Linked DNA regions of Mus musculus: region 1 is linked to region 2. A link is a contact called in ENCODE Hi-C or POLR2A ChIA-PET data. All regions are on one chromosome and are shown on one strand. The core of a region is the stretch at or near the end of the contact, and the rest is flanking DNA. Distances in the headings are between cores, read along the strand shown.

Region 1 (3,658 bases), core at 176-2,675, 260 kb after region 2:
AGTAAGTGTGTATTATTGCCATGAGCAGAGCCATGGCCAATTTCTCAGTGCCTCAGGCAAGGCCTTCCCTGGGTCATTCTCAGAGGGATGGCAAGGCCTTCCTCTTGTGTGGAGTTGACACTGTGTGCATAAACTGTCACCCAGAGCTCCCTCCTCAGGGATGACTGCAACCTGAGACTGCTCTCCTACAGAGAGCTGCTAGCTAGTCTCCTCCAGGATTTCCGTGACCTCAGCTCTGTGTAATAAACTTGTGTTTCCAGGCTGCTGCTGGCGCTCCTCCATCGGAGCACGTGGCCCATACAACCCCAGCCTTTTTTGTATGCCAGTCATTTCCACATTCCCTGGTCACCTAAGTCATGCCAGTCCTACAGCAGATCGTGGTAGCGTATGTTGTTCCTTCCCGCCTTCTACTCTTCCTACCCTGTCTCTGTCTCCACAGCCACTTCAGTGGCTGGCAGGATGCAGAACTCCCAGTGGCCCCGAGGCGCTGTGTGCCTTGGCATCTGTTTAACTGTGACTGGGATACACAGCGTCTAGGCTGGGGGTCCTTGTGTGGTTCCAGTCGTCTTGATTCTTACCATATCTTTGGGCAAGCGATTTAACTTCTAAGAGGTTCTGTGCTGACCTGTGAAAATGGTTCACTGTGAAGTTACCTCACAGGCTGTTGGAGACAGCCTCCTGCACAGAGCCTCCAGCACCATGACTCTCACCCTCTATTCTTCGTTTCTGGAGATTCTAAGGGTGTCCTTCTTGTGCTGTCTGCCTTTGTACCTCGCTTCTTCCCATTCATGATACACACTAACTTCCTCTGTAATCCTTGCTGGTTGTCACCTACTGTGTGATCATGCCGCCAGTGTAGAGGCAGCTCAGTGTGTCCCATGACAGTCCTACCTCATAGCTTAAAAATGAGAGTTCTCAGGAAGAAAGGAAGGGAGGGAAGATGAAGCCTGAGGCAGAAGCAGAATGGAGCTAATCTGACTTGACCATGGAAAGGATGTTCCAATTGATCATGAAGGTGGTGGGACCCTGGCAGGCCGAAGCAGGATGGATCCCACTCTCGGAGGGCATTCTGTAGTTTCACAGACATTTGATTAGGGTCCCCTTCTGCTGATTGTTAAATGGATTTGTTTCCCTGTCACAGTTCTACCTTAAAGAATAGCAGAAGGCTAAGCTGCATTTCTGACCAGCAGCCCCACTGCTATCAGCACAGAACTATGAGGCCAGCCTGCCTGGTGCTGTGTTGGCTTAGAGCGCCCTTCTTTTAAGTGCTGGTATTTGTTTACCCAGAGTCCATTGCAAACCTGCACAGAGCAGCGAGTCCTCCTCCTGTGAGGAGCTCCTTCCTGCTGAGCTGGCTGACTCGGGACTTGGTGTGACGTGAGCTCAGGCAGAGATTTGGCTCCTCTTAAAGCATGGACAGGCTTCTGGAGTCCCAGGGCTCCCACTGCTCACAGCCAGAGGCAGAGCCCAGCTGTCTGCAACCCTCCGGGGACTCCAGTCTGTTTACTGAATGGTCATATGGTAATCTCTTCCAACTCATGAACGAGCTGCACCGTTCCCTCATCTGCAGACCAGTGACCTCACCCACCTAAAATGGAGCAAGTGTGACTCAGGAATGTAGCCAGCTAGACTCTCACTGGAGCCCAGGAGAAGCTGGGCGGGCTACTCACGGGCTCAGGGACTCGGCTGTACATTGTAATCAGTCCCTGAGCCTGGAGCAGCCCCCAGCCAAGGGGTGTGTTCTCTGTGGGGTGGAGCTGAGAGGTGCCTGTGTGGACACTCACACCTGCAAGTTGCTTGTCTCAGGTGGTGTGCATCACTTCTCATCCCTCAGAAGGGCCTCTGACTACAGGCTAGTGAAGCTGACCCCATGTCCTTAGCTAGTCACCCCCAAGATGATGACACCAGAAAGAGGATGGAGAAAACACCTTGCAGGGAGGTGAAAGGCATGTGATCTCATAACTGGAAGGTAGAAACATGACTAGGTATTGTTTTACTGTTTATCATTCCTTTTGAATTATATTTGCTTTCCCCTTCCAAAAATATTGCATGTGATGACTGGGAATATAAAATAAATTACCTTTGCTATAGGCTGCTGGGTTTATTAGCCTCTTTCAAGCTCTTGACAATGGAAAGGACAGTGTGACCTACAGTCGACTCCTTCCAAGGAGCTCTTGTTCTCTCCCCCCGCCCCCCTCTGTACAGGACCTCTGTTATTTGTGCATATAATGGCTTAACTCTTTGAGTTACCCAGAGCTCTTTATTCTTTCCCTAGTTTCTACTGAAATGTCAGTTATTTTTATTTTCTAGGGTTGGGGACTTGGCTCAGAAGCAGAGCATTTGGCTAGCTCGCTCAAGGTCTTGGCTTCCATTCCTAGTGTGGTGGAGAAAATCGAACAAACACATAAAGTAATTGAACTTTATCGAGGCATAACTAGCCATTAAATGCTGTGTCTATCTGTAGCATACAATGTGATGTCGTTCCCCCAGGCCCCCTTTTCTGTGCTTGTGGTTGAAACCATGGCTTCAAGAATACTGAGCAGGTATCCACTGTAAGTCACATTCGCAGCCACTCATCCCAGCTGAAAGTTTGCCCATGATTTACATTTCAGGCAGATGACCTATGTTATCCATGCTATGTACATTTGAAAGAGCAAACCTATGAGAAAACAAGGCCAGGGAGTAAGAGAGAGAGACAACATAAACGTTAAATAGCCCCAGAGGTCAATCGTGTATTTGGATAAGATCTTTATACCAAAAGGACTCGTGAGGGTGGAGCGAGGCAGGCCATTTTCAAGAGCAAATGTTAATAAACTCACGGTCATCCCCTTGACAAGTAGAGATCAATTGGCAATATGGAATCCTTCACTCCTGGTGTGTGTGTGTGTGTGTGTGTGTGTGTGTGTGTGTGTATGTGTGTGTTTGTTTAGAAAGTGAGTTTTAGGGTGCTATCTCTCTGAGAGTCTGGAGGGTTTGGGAGGCAAAGATGTCACTTTAATGGGCAAAAGAGCAAGGGTCATTATTTCCACCACCATGTTTGCTATGGACCCCTGGACACGCGCTTGACACATTCTTTCTTGTTAGCAGGCCTGGAGCAACAGTGGAGAATATCCAAACGTTTCTCTAAAATCTGGGCTCCAAGCACGTTTTCTCAAAGGCAGATCACTGCCCTTATGAGCAAATTCCTCCCGGCCTGTTCAGAGCCACCTCTGCTTCTGGCAAATGGTTTCTCAGAGCAAGGTAAGCAAGCTCTGGAGAGCTGGAGACTGTATATTTAAACAATTACAGGCCTGTGTGCCTCAGCCTCCTGCGGCACTGTCCCGGCAAGATGGTGTAATATGTGTGCTTTACATATCAATAGGCGAGGAGGCTGCTTCCAGATGGCCGTACCTAGTTCAAAGCCACCTTTTTATGCTGAAGGAAGACTGTGTGACCTCCCTCCAAGTAAATGTGTTTTGTAAGCCCTGGGAATGGATGTTTAAAAAAATGGTCTTGGACCATATTTCATGTCCAGTCCAACGTGTGGTGTGTGCACAGCTGCTCTGGGCTGGCATGTGGTAGCATATTAAAAGGAAGATTACCATTTCCAATTTTTCCCCTTCTGAAAGCTTGATATGCATATATGAAACTTGTGGAAAAAAATAGGCATAATGAGACG
Region 2 (3,863 bases), core at 888-3,387:
GCTTCACGCCAAGCGCCTAGAACCAAGCCTGGAACCTCTTACAATCCAATGTGAAAAGAATGTAAAAATCTGTCAATGGGGTAGCTTCAGCTGGGTGCTGGGAAGAAAAGCAACTCTTCCGCAGGAGTTTACATTTGGCTGTGAGTGACCCTTATCTGGCCCTGAGGTATTTGCATACTTAAAGCTAAAGCTTGTGAATTCAAATGATTCTCTTTGGGAAAACTTCAAGAAAGAAGCAAACGGAGAGAAGAGTGTTCCAGGCTTAGGGTAGTGGGGGGTGGGTGGGAGCTGAGGCTTAGCCGGTACAAAGCTGCCTAGGTCTGCGCCTGAGGGTCTTCGGGTTTTCAAGGCCCTTGGAGTTCTGCACCAGCAGAACCTCTGAAAGCCTGGACTTCTAACCCGGACTTCCCGGATAAGGAGGATATTAAGTCAGGGAGGGGAGATGTGGCTGATATGTCCCACACTGACTGTGTTTATCTTTGGCACATTACAAAAGTTAGTGTCCCAACGTCCTAGTGAAATACACAAGGACACAACAGGAGACCTCCACATAGTCACTTGGAGCCTAAACGTTATACTTTCATTAAATGTAGAGGTCATATTATTTAGCTTGTAAGTTGTCTTGAAATAGATGCGAGTCTGACAAGTGAGATTCCCCCCCAAGTATCTATGATAGTTTTACTTTGAGGGATATAAACTTATTATAAGTGGAAGACTTACATTAGATTTGTGATTTTTGGTTTATGATACTGGAGCTATAAAAAAGTAGATTTTCAATGTCACATTTTTTTCCCTGTAGTGTTAATGTTTTCTTCTGATTATCTGTAAACTATTTGATGACTATGTTTCTTTTAGAAATCCAACTTATGGCGAAAGAAAACCAGAATCAATGCACTTAAATAAGCAACAATTGTAAAAAAATTTTTTAAAAAAAAGAGTAAAACTATTTCTATTAGGAGATAGATGTCTAACTGATTAAGCTGCAGTATAAATGAAGCAGTTTTGGCAAGTCATTTGTCCATATAAAACTGTGTGATTCTAAGCTCAGTAGTAGTACAACCATCAGTGGGCCAGATTAGCATGCTTTGCCTTTTCTCTACGATTTTTGAGTTCAATAGCACTTACACAGCTGTCATAGCTGGCTGTATAACCTCCTTCCTTATTTATAAGTGAGTGCAGTCTTTAGCCTAATAAAACCATACTGGAGTTTACAATTGTTGACCGTTTATAAATCTGCTCCGTGTTTCACACACAAAAGATGCTTAGTAAATGTTTAAATATCTATTACACAAGAGGGAAACTAATTTAAAAAATGTCTTCAAGGTTAATATTCATCTTGTACCGGAAAGAGAAATGGGCAAGAAGGTCGGCTATTCAAAGCTGGAAGATGATATTTAGTGCCACATTGGCGAAGGAATGATGAAAACACTCCAGTTCTGACACGTTTAAAAATGGGCACACATCCTATTTCTTTGTTTCATAACCATTGCGCTATCCCTTCGTTTTTTGGCATGCTAACAAATTCAACTAAAATCAATGCTCTCTAGTTAAAACTTTTTGATTTAGTGGCAGATCCCGCTGTCCTATCACCGAGGACGTCAGTTAAAGCCAAGTGGTGAGGCAGGGATGGATCTATTTGAAAGGAAAGGCGTCCATCCTAGGTATTTCGTGTGGGAAAATCATCTCAAGTTGAAGGATAATTACAGAAGAGACACCCAAACACCCCTAGCCTCCTCGGTCCGCACCGGGCTGGCCACCCCTCGCGGTGGCGGGGGGTCACTACGGGCTCCGGGCCTCCGCTTCCTGCCCCAGGGCGGCGCACCGCGGCTCCGGGAAGGTGCTGCGCGGAAACGTGGCACCCTCTGCACCCGCGCGAGAGCGCTGGCAGCAGGCGGCCCGAGAGGCTGCGGCGGCCGCGCACCGGGACCGACACCCGCCCGCTGCGCCGGCGCCCGGCGGGACGGGAAGGGGCGGCCGCCCGCGCCGCGCCGCCCCCTTCTCTCGGCCTCTCCGCGGCCTCCGCCACCCCGGCCGAATTCTTGCATAAATTATGCCAGGCGCGCCTGACGTCAGGTGGCGGCGCGCGGGCGCGGGCGCGCCGCGGAGAGAGCCGGCCGCGGGCGCGCGCGGCCCGGGAGGCTCGTGCGCGCGGCGTGCAGGGCGCGCGCAGGCGCTGGCGTGCTGGGGCCGCGGCGGCGGCGGCGGCGGCGGCGGCAGCGGTGGCGGCGGCGGCGCGGGGGTTGAGCCGTGGTGGTGCGGACGCGCTCGTGCTCGGGAACTATCGGATTAAACTTGAATCGAGTGGAATTACACAAAGGAGCGCCGCGGAGGAGGCGGCCCGGGGACCCGGAGACCCCGCAACTCGCCAGAGCCCCGTCCGCGCGCGGCCAACTCCGCGTCCGTGGATCAGCCCCCGGCCGCGGCCGCCGAGCCAACTCCGGAGCCGCTCTGCGTTTTGTTCCCCACGGCGCGCGGCGGCTGACTAGCCCGAGCGAAGGAGCGAGCCGGTGAGCGCAGACTTCCCCGGCGCCCCCGGGAGGGGCGGCGGCAGGAAACCGTGCCGGGCCGCGGCCGCGCGGAGTTGCGAGAGGGGAGTTGGGCGTGTGCGGGGCGCGGGGAGAGGTGCGCGGGGGCCGCGGTCGGCAGGAGCGTAGCGCCGCCCGCCCGGTCGCCTGCGTTGCTGCCGCCGGGGCCCGAACCCGCGGCCCGAGCGCCGCCCCGCGCCCCAACTTTTGCCTGCGTCCGCGGGGCCGGCGGCGGCGGGGGCGCGCGGGGCGGCCGAGGGTCACTTCCTCGCATGTAAATGGCTTTTTGTTGTGCTGCCGGCGTCGGGGGGGACGGGGACAGGAGGGAGCGTGTCTGCGCTCTGGGGAGCGCGAGCGCGTTTCCTCCCGCCGGCACCGAGCACGAGTTGCCGGCTGCGTTCGAGAGAAAAGGGAAGGAGGAAAAAGTTGGGTTCCAACTCCGGCGCGAGCGGCGGCGGGCGCGCGGGCGCGGGGCGCTGAGCGCGGGGCTCGGGGACGGCGGCGCCCCCCGCCTCGCCCCCGCCCCCCGCTCCGGCCCGACCACGCCGCGCTCGCCGGGAGCGGCGGCCGCACCGGCGCGAACAAAGTGCGTCCCTGCGGGCGCGGCGGCGCTAGCCCGTGCGGGGACGGCCACGGGCGAGGTGGGTCGGCGGCAGGGAAAGTGCGCGGGGCGCCGCGTGGGGCGGGGGCGGGGGTGGCGCGAACACGCGGCGCGGGGGGCGTCCCGAGCCCAGCCGGTGGCGGCGGCGGTCGCAGAGTTCCGAGCCCGCAGCTAGGGGTTCCTGGGGCTCCCCGGCAGCTCCCAAGTGCGCGAGGACGAGAAGAAAGGGAGCCGGGCTGGGGCGAGTGCGGGCGGGCGACCGGGGGACCCCACCTTGCCGAGCTGGCCGGGCCGCCAGCGGCGGCATAATAGCGACTTTAATCCGCGATCCCAACTCGCGTCCCCGCTCCCCTCCCCCCAGCCTGTCGGGGGTCCGGGCGGGGGCGGGGGTCGCCAGGTGGCCCCGGAGCGCCGGGGTTACGCGGTGGCCCCGCGGAGAGCCGGCTCGGGGCGCGAGCGGCCGAGGTGGCTGGAGGCCGAGCGGTCAGCGAGAGAGGAAGGAGGGTGGCGGGGAACGCGTTGTTTGTTTGCTTCGCACCGGGGACAGGGCTCGCTGGGGGCGCGGGCGGGGCGCGGCGGGGCGCGGTGCGGGGTGGGCGAGGCGGCGCGGGTTGAGTGGCACGGGGAGGGGGCGGCCGGTTGGCGGGGGACTGGTCAGGAGGCTCCGGGGAAGGAGCCGCTGGCCCCGAGCAGCCATCATTCCCGAGTCGCCTTTCTCCGGATGGCTCTGCCTCGAG

Evidence for each region. Hi-C counts contacts between places; a loop is a spot of excess contacts on that map. ChIA-PET counts read pairs that join two places held with the same protein, here RNA polymerase II (POLR2A).
Region 1: a map of gastrocnemius shows a loop between it and region 2 (2.2-fold over the local background). The contact joins the enhancer-like site here to the promoter of Chd7 in region 2. A Hi-C loop is called at or near these places in 1 of 37 maps with a recorded cell type or tissue (gastrocnemius). POLR2A ChIA-PET finds 5 or more read pairs at or near these places in 1 of 5 experiments (embryonic stem cell).

What each region holds. Positions count from the first base shown.
Region 1 is chr4:8,953,151-8,956,808 of GRCm38, forward strand. No RefSeq gene overlaps it. Among named protein-coding and RNA genes, the nearest start is that of Gm46842, 44 kb to the left of the region's middle. Within about 2 kb of position 1,426, at least 1 of the 3 ENCODE cell types and tissues checked has a DNase peak (open chromatin) inside an H3K27ac peak, as active enhancers do.
Region 2 is chr4:8,688,269-8,692,131 of GRCm38, forward strand. It overlaps Chd7 (chromodomain helicase DNA binding protein 7), which reads left to right and starts at 2,138. Exons shown (of 38, transcript NM_001277149.1): 1 at 2,138-2,507.